Regions from separate parts of the Homo sapiens genome. Here region 2 is linked to region 1. A link is an interaction called in ENCODE POLR2A ChIA-PET data of the cell type or tissue named here. Cell type or tissue: PC-3. All regions are shown on one strand. Each heading gives the region's core, and the rest is flanking DNA. Links, peaks and the distances in the headings are about the cores only.

Evidence for each region. Peaks named below come from ENCODE experiments on the same cell type or tissue, not always from the same donor. Only the 100,000 strongest peaks of a DNase experiment are listed, where the experiment ranks them.
Region 2: POLR2A ChIA-PET joins it to region 1 with 5 read pairs; 2 of 35 experiments call an interaction of 5 or more read pairs at or near these places.

What each region holds. Positions count from the first base shown.
Region 1 is chr7:128,112,485-128,118,328 of GRCh38, forward strand. No RefSeq gene overlaps it. Among named protein-coding and RNA genes, the nearest start is that of MIR593, 34 kb to the left of the region's middle. RefSeq lists enhancers at 3,377-3,893, 3,894-4,410. In PC-3, for the core only: no CTCF peak of the experiment used is centred there; no DNase peak of the experiment used is centred there.
Region 2 is chr7:127,665,756-127,668,255 of GRCh38, forward strand. All of the region lies in intron 1 of SND1 (staphylococcal nuclease and tudor domain containing 1), which reads left to right. Among named protein-coding and RNA genes, the nearest start is that of SND1, 15 kb to the left of the region's middle. RefSeq lists an enhancer at 1-719. In PC-3, for the core only: no CTCF peak of the experiment used is centred there; a DNase peak (open chromatin) is centred at 1,446; H3K4me3 peaks cover 2,053 bases; H3K27ac peaks cover 2,500 bases.

The DNA of each region.
Region 1 (5,844 bases), core at 1,423-3,922:
TTCCTTTCACTCAGCCCCTTCAGAGCCAGAAGGCGTGGCCCACAGCAGTGTAGGAGTGCCCACGGCCCCGGGACCCCTGGCTGTAACCACACCCTCAGCTGCACCCTCAGGAGACCTTGCCTCCTGCTCCCTCTCCAGCGGCAGCGAGGGCAGTGCCAAGCTCACACCCTCCCAGAAGTGATTTCATGCCCCATAAGACGGGCAATCAAAAATAATAGACACACAGCAACCTGCCTGGGGCCTGCTGCTGCGGCGGGCGGCTGCTGAGGTGGCTACCTGGAAGATAAACCAATTCCCAGCCCCGGTGGGGAGAAATAACAGCATCAGTGAGGAGCAGGAGCTTCATCTTAGTCTGCAAAGCCCCAGCCAATAAGCAGGCTAAAAATAAGCACCTCTCCCAGCTGCAGCAGCACCCTCCCTTTCCTGACATGAGCTGGTCACGTGAGTTTCTCAGACTCTGGTGGGTTTCTCATGTCTAGGCAGGTGTCTGTCTGCTCAGTGGCCTTGCCTCAGATCTGGCTGGGGTGGCCTCAATGTGGGGAGCACAGGCTGCGGAGTGAGCCTAGGGAAAGGGTATGAGGACCTTCTGACTCCTCTGGGCTCCCTGTGGGTCCTTGGCTCGGTCATGCAGCCCCAGACTGCTTCCTGTCTGTGCTGAGCATCTGACTGTCACTGCTGAAGGACATTCTGAGTGCCATGCCAGAGCTGGGCACCCAGGGCCATCTGTCTGCACTTGGCGGGGAGGCACGTGCAGACCCCTCGCTGTGGCTGGTTCTCTGCGGGCACAGTCTGTGATCCACAGAGAGTAGACCCTGGGTGGGCCTGTGTGTCCAGCATGTATTATGTGTGCCTCCAAAAAAATGAGTTGGGAGAGGTGGGGATGGTTAATGGGTACAAAAGAAAATAGAAAGAATGAATAAGACCTACTGTTTGATAGCACAATAAGGTGATTATAGTCAGTAATAACTGAATTGCACATTTTAAAATAAAGAGTGTCATTGGATTGTTTGTAACTCAAAGGATAAATACTTGAGGAGACGGATACCCCATTCTCCATGATGTGCTTACTTCACATTGCATGTCTGTATCAAAACGTCCCATTTACCTCATAAATATATACACCTACTACGTACCCACAAAAATTTAAATTTTTTTTTAAAAGAATGAATCTGGTTTAAAGCAAAACAAAACAAAGAACCAACATTTTAGTAAGGAATTGGGTAAGTGAGGATTCTGCAGAACACCCACCTGGGGTAGGGGTTAGGATGTGGATTTATCTCAATTCTGCTGCCCTTGATGAGAAAACATTTTAATAATGCCTCTTTCGAAAGATAGTCAAAATATGAGCCTCACAGAAATATTCCTTAATTGCTTCTTGTCACACACTGCATGAACTCTCAGGGGGACCTTTTGGCCCCCTCACCTTGGGATCATGCACACCCAGGCTCCCACTTGAGCCATGTCCTTGGTCCAGCTGGCTTCAGGTTTGCAACGTCTCTTACCTGGAGAACCGCCAAAGTCTCCTCACCATCTTCCTGCCTTCAGTCGCTGTCTTCCTCCCCTTTGGGAGTTAGTCAGTCCACTCTCCAGCTTAAAAAAGTTCAAAGACTTCTCCCACTGCTGGGCCTGACCCTTTCTAATCTGTGGCCAACCTCCTGCTTCACCCATGCCTGCTCACGCACCTTGTTCTTCAGCAAAGGAGACTGCATGGAGCCCACTCAATGCTCCTCATTTCTTCTTGCACCCTATGCCTTTGCTAAACATGGTCCCCACTTTCTAGAACACCCTGTCCACCTTCGTTGTCTCTTGAAATTCTACTGTATTTTCAAAGCCCAGCCTGTGTGTTACTCTCTATCCCCAATTCTTCTCAGAGAAGAATTGGCCACTCCCTCTCCTTGGGTCTCCCTAGCACTTTCCACGGTTTTGTCACAGTGCCTGCATTTCTCGTTATTGTTAGTTTCATGTATATCTCCATGGCTGGATGGCTCAATCCTGAAGGTCCGACAGAAAACAGTGCCTGGCACATAATAGGTGGCTAATAAATGAAGCCAAACTGCAGTTGACCTGCAGACCCGTGATACAAATGCTTTTTATTGCAAGCCACTGAGATTTTTGAGAGTGCTTTATTACACAGCCTTATCAAGCCAAGAGCTGACTGAGACAAATTGCCCAGGGAGCCTGGGGCAATATGGGACTGCACACTTAGCACTGGCAGAACGCTATTCCAAAGGCATGGTGGGGCTGAGTGCCGGTGTTAGGTGTGAGGTAAGGTTGCTCTTGACATGGTGGTAGAGGGCTGATGTCATGTCAGACCACCCAGGTTCAAGTCCTGGTGCTGCCACTTGCTGCTGTGTGTGTGTCTCTGATAGAGTTACCCTCTCAGCAACTCATTTTTCCTTGTCTATAAAATATGAATCATAATACAAGGATCTGTCTCACGGGGTTGTCGTGAAAAACAGGGGAAACCATGCCGAGCCCAGTGCCTGGCACACAGTGGGGGCTCCATGAGTGTCTGCTCTCAGTGGTCATGCATCGTTAGGAGTGACTGTCATTGGCTCCTCCCTCCCTGTGTCCAGCCTGCCTGCTCCCTGCCCAGTTCTGTGCAGGGTGTGCGTGTCTGTCGAGAGAAGCTCAAAGTGGGGGATGATGTTTCTCTGTTCATTTTCCATGTTTCCTCCTGAACTCCAGTGTTTCACAAGGGGCTGGTAGCGGCCTGTCCTGTCTTCCCCTAGAACTGCTCAGCATGGCTCCAGCTGTTCTCCGTAGAGCGAGGATAGGAAGTCACATCTCAGAAAGCAAGGGATGGGGACAGCAGTGACAGTGGTGACTTCATTCTCCCGGCTCTTACGGGTCTTGTGGACCCACTTCCAGGACCACCAGTTTCTAGAGATGGACAAGAGTCTTGAAGTGTCCACAGTCACCTCCGTGTCGGTGACATCGGCAGATAGTCATTCTAACCACATTCCCAGGAAACGGGGACTGTGGGGATTCAGGGATGGGGTGGCATAGACTCCGCCTTCTGGAAGCTTCTGGTCTGGCTAGGGTAGCCCGAGGGACATAGGAAATAGCTGAGTGAGTCATAGCATCGTGTACTGACAGGACTCTTGAAACTTCCCAGCCAAATGTCCCTTGAAAAAGGGACACCAGAATCTCCCAGGAAACACCTGCGAGGCCTGGCACGATGGCAAGGGCTTGAATAAATGAAAAGGGTGGCTGAGCTGCCTGGGCTTTCCTGGGCTTGCTGCTGTCCTTCTCCTGATGATCCACCCTGTGGAAAGCTGCAACTGTCCCATTGCCACCAAGGGACCACAGCGGCTGTTCTTTCACTGGCTCTTCCTGGGAGGGAGCAGCCCTCCCCAGCAGCCTCCTTCCAGGCTGGGTGGCAAATGGCTCCCAAACAGAAAGACCCCTCCTGAGCTGCCATTTCCCAGGGATCTCAGCGCCCCAAAGCCAGACATGGGGAGGAGGGAGGAATCAGCTCCTGTAGATCTCTGATGCTGGCATGAGTGGGCAAGCCCCCAGCTCCCTGGACTCCTGCCCCTCTCTGCAAATGCAGGAGGAGATAGGATGATGGCAGAACATCTGGGCTGGAAGACTGTCAGGCGAGGAGAGTGGGGCATCTGAACAGACAGGTTGAGTAGCTTGCCCAAGGCCACACAGCTGGTGAGTGTTGAGGCCTGTTGCTAGGTGCTCAGTAGATTCCCCCGGAGTGACTGGAGGTGGGAGCATTAGAGGCAAGACTAAGAGAGCCTTGGGAAGGAGACAAAGAGAGACACCTCCAGGCAATCTAAATGGACTAACACCAACAGAGGCACCTGGAGCTGAGAGCAGATGCCAGGCCAGGGGAGATGGGCTAGACACGGAGGCGGAGGAAATGCTCTTCTGAAAATGATGTTGAAGGGCAGAGAAGAGAAGGACCCTAGAGAGACAGATGGAGAGGAATCAACAGATGGGCCCGCTGTCCCGCAGGGCGACGGCCCTCTCGCCACGCGGCCCCTAAGCTTGAAGGGAAGCATGTGGGGAATTCGCAGTGTGGGGGATGGGGCAGTGAGGGCCGCATCCTGACCAGAATTGCCCAGGCTTCTGGTGAGAGGAACCAAGTGCAGCAGGGGCTGCTGGCCAGGCCTGGGAGCCGAGGTTTTGGCTGCCACTTGCCTACCACGGACACCCCCCACCAAAATGCCTCTCTTTGTCAGGACCAATAGACACAACCTCAGGGGCCATTTTTGAAGGGTTTCAAACCACCTGGGCAAGTTCCTTCTGTGGGTGGGCAGCCCAGACAGCAAGGCTGGGCACAGCTGTCCCACCCAGCATGGCCATGCAGCCTTGCGAAGGCAAGGGCACAGGCTCCTGTCACGCCTGACAGCTGTGGCTGGTGTGGGGTGGGGAAGGCCAGGCAGGACAGGAGGGCAGCAGCAGGCCAAGCCAGACCCCTGAGGCCTGTGCTTGCAGCCTGTGTCCCGACCTCACAGTGTCCTGGGACCATCCAAGCCCACTCACTCCTGTCTGGCAGCCAGCCTTGGATGTCACAGAGCACCACGCCCCATGTCCTCGGCCAGCACCACCGTCCGGCCTCGCCAGCCACAAAGGGCCGCCCAGGTTTGATGGGAGGGGACATTGACTCAAGGTCACACTGTAAAAAGAGCAGATGAAATGGGAGATAGCATTGTAGCCATCCCCAGAGTGTGTAATCTGCCACACCAGGCTATGCCCACAAGACAGGCAGCCCTTCCTTCCATGTTCCAATTATCATGAGTCCCCACAATGCCTTCCTCCAGTGTCTTAGTCTATTTCCCGCTACTACAACAGAATACCACAGACGCAGTAACATACAGTGAAAAGAAATTTATTTGGCTCACTCATCTGGAGACTTCCACCACATCCAAGACCAAGGGGCCACATCTGGTGAGAGCCTTCTTGCTTCATGATAACATGGCAGAAGGCATCACATGGGGGAGAGAGTTGGGGAGAAAGAGAGAGGCAATCAGGCTAAACTTGTCCTCTCATCAGAAGCCTACTCCTGAGATATGGCATTAATCTATTCACGAGAGTGAGCCCTCATGACCTCTTAAAGGCCCCAGCTCCCAATACATCACAATGGCAATGAAATTTCAACATGAGTTTTGGAGGGGGACATTCAAATTGTAGCACCCAGGTATATCCGTGAGTGTCCCAAAGATACTCCATGTCTCATTGTCCTGTGGGAAATGACCTCGATGCCATGGTGGCCTCTGTATGCCAGCCATCCCAGAGATCACAAGACAGGGAAGCTCATAGATGAAGTGATGATTCTCAAATGACACGGCTTATTAAACCAATTAAAAACACAGAGCAGGAAACAAGGGTGAGTGAGCACACAGGCTAGGGTGCCCCTGGGGTGGATGGAGCACACACACCCCTGACTCCTGGGTGCACGACGTTCCCATGACCTGTTCCTCTCTGCTGCATCAGCTTTGTCACTGGTGCTGGGGCTGTGAGGACCAGAGCCAGGCAGGCAAAGGGGTTCAGCAGACGAAAATGCCCAGAGCATGCACGCACTTGCTGCAGCAGAGGGGTGCAGGGGCAGCTCTGGCTTGCCAATTAGCCTGATGAACAGCTATTAGCTTTTTTAAAGATTTAAATCCATTTGGTGCTCTATTTAGATTAAAGAAAGCATTTTCCACAGTAAGAGTTAATAGAAGTTAGCATCTGGGATGTTTAAGTAATGAATTTACTAATTTTCTTGGGCATAGGACACGTGAAGCCAGAATGTGTCACCCGTGGGTGGCCAATTTAAGATCTCATGAATATTGAGTGTGTTGAGTGCCCTGTGGGTGTTGAGTGCATCATGGATATTTGATGCCT
Region 2 (2,500 bases), core at 1-2,500, 450 kb before region 1:
TTCCAGGAGAGCGGGAATTACTGTTTTATAGCCTTTAATACAAGGACATTAAAAAAAATTTTGGTAATAACCCAAAACAGAATCACTGTGCCAAGTGACATTTATCTGCTTGCCTATCAGGACTCTGCCGCAGGTTTTAATGAGAAAAGTGGTGCATTCTATTCCTCCCGGTGTGTAAGGTAGAGGGACACTCCCGAGTACCTGGGTCCTGAAATCCCGCCATGATCTATTATTGTGTGTGGTAATTACTTGCATTATTGCTCTTGGCAGGTGAGCCCTTTCACAGCCCAGAGGCCAGGAGGCTGCCTCTATCACTTAAAAGCTGAGTTATCTTGTTAAGCTGTTCTCTTGTGAGGGCTTTAGAATCTCCTGAGACCTCCCCACAAGCTCTCAGCAGGACACAGGTCCAGCTCCTGGCTAAGCCTGCCCTGCCCTTGTATTCGGCCCCTGAACCGTAGCTCTAGAGGAATAACTTGCCATTATATTACAAGTAAGGCGATGTGGGGCTGCTAGCCCGGACTGCTTGGTTTCCATTTAATCCTTAAGAGTTCCCATATTGGTGCTCTTAATGAAAGTTCTTAGGAGAAAATGTGTTCCTTTGATTATCAACAGGAGGAGCTGAAAGGCAATGTAGAGAGAAGAATAAGCTCAGGACTCAGATTATCTGAGGAAAAGGGCCTCAGAAAATTGATTTTTGGAAGTGGTTGATGGCACAAGGCTAAGCATACAGTAAAGGTGGCCCCTGAGTCTGAGCTGTCATAAACTTTCATTTGAAATCTCTGCTTTATATGTTAAAGAGTTTAATTATTTGTTATTCATTGGAGAGAGTGCCCCCCTCAAAAAAAAAAAGGTGTGGACAATCACAGAGCTGCGCTTTAGTGATAGCATAGGGAAGGTAGAATATTATGAGTGTTTTTAATAAAAATGGATGAGAAGTCTCTTTTATGGACAGTACTTGCAGTGCCGGGATCATAAACAAGTTCCAGATCATGCTGATATAGCTGCCTGTTAAATATCTTGATGTGTGCAGATCTGTGTTTGATGACAGAGGGCGGGAAGGGCCTGGGACACTGGCATCGTGGTGGGGAAGGACTGACCAGTTCTCTTGTAATTGCCAGCTGTGTTAGATGATCAGGGACTTGAGTTTTTATTCCTTTATGATAATCTCCCTAGGATTTTAATAATGAGGAGAATCCTAGGATGGTACCTTAATTCAGCAATAATGGACTTTAAAATGTTTATGGTAGACCTGTGATTTGCACTTTATTTTGACATCTAAAATTGACTATCAGTATTTCAAATAGGAAAAATTTCCTATTTGAGTTTGGAAAATAAGTGGGGAAAAGTCATGCTTCTCATGAGTATCATAGAAGCTGACTTATTTCCTCAAGCTCTATGGTCAGCTCTGTATATAAATCTGAGTAAGTATATTAGACATTCTTTAGAGATGATTCACTCTGAGTAATACTGAGTATTATACTTAACATCACTATTTCTATAGGTCAAGTTTAGGGAAAAGTGTGCATGACTTTACAGGAACAAACCTGAAGAAGAGTAAATGCAGTCATTTTCATTTCTCTAAGATATTTCAAGATCTCTGGTTGGCTTTCATTTAGTTGTATCTGGTATACAGGTCCCCTACCACGTTTTATCATTTTATTATGATTTGATATTTTGTACAGTACATTTTACTCAGGGGCACAGTGATGGCAGTGCTGTGAGGAGGAGAGATGAGATGACAGCAGCCATTGTTATTATGGCTAGTAACGCAGTAGCTGCTGTCCCCCATCCCTGGATCAGGAACAGCAGCTGCTGTGCTTCTCTCCTTTCTCTGGGCCTTGGAACTGGGGAGGAGGAAAGTTAAAGTTAAAGGAAGTTAAAGGAAGGGGTTGCTGGACTTAACGGATTTCTGGTAGTGCCCAAACTAAATCTTTAGACTAGGGCTGAGTCCATCATTGTTTGGTAAACAATATTACAGATCAGGCGTCGAAAAATATTCCGAAAGCACAGTCCTTGGAATTGTTAATCCCACTCTTGACAGGCACAAGAACACATCTGTATTACAGACATGCACATACAGTGCTTAGAATAGGTCTTTATGTCAAAATGAGAGAGTGTAGAATTTGGTGTTTTGAGTGGCTGCATTGTTTTCCATTATGTAAAATGCTGTTGATCAACTACACTTTGAAAGCACTGAAGAGTTAAGTTATATGACTGCTAGTCAACATGGCTACAGTCTCAGGGGAAGAAAAATGACTCAGTTAAATGCCATCATCTTTCAATAGAAACAAAAGAAAAAGGCAGAATTGAAGAGAGGCATGTGCAGAAATCTTCTGAAGGAGACTATAGAACAGTAGTCACCTGAGAACTTGTTAGAAATGTAGACCCTCAGACCCTACCCCAAAACTAGTGAATCAGAATCTGCATTTTTACAAGATCCCCAGGTGATTGATGTTTGCACAGTAAAGTCTGAGAAGTGCTGTCCATTAATTCCCTGCCT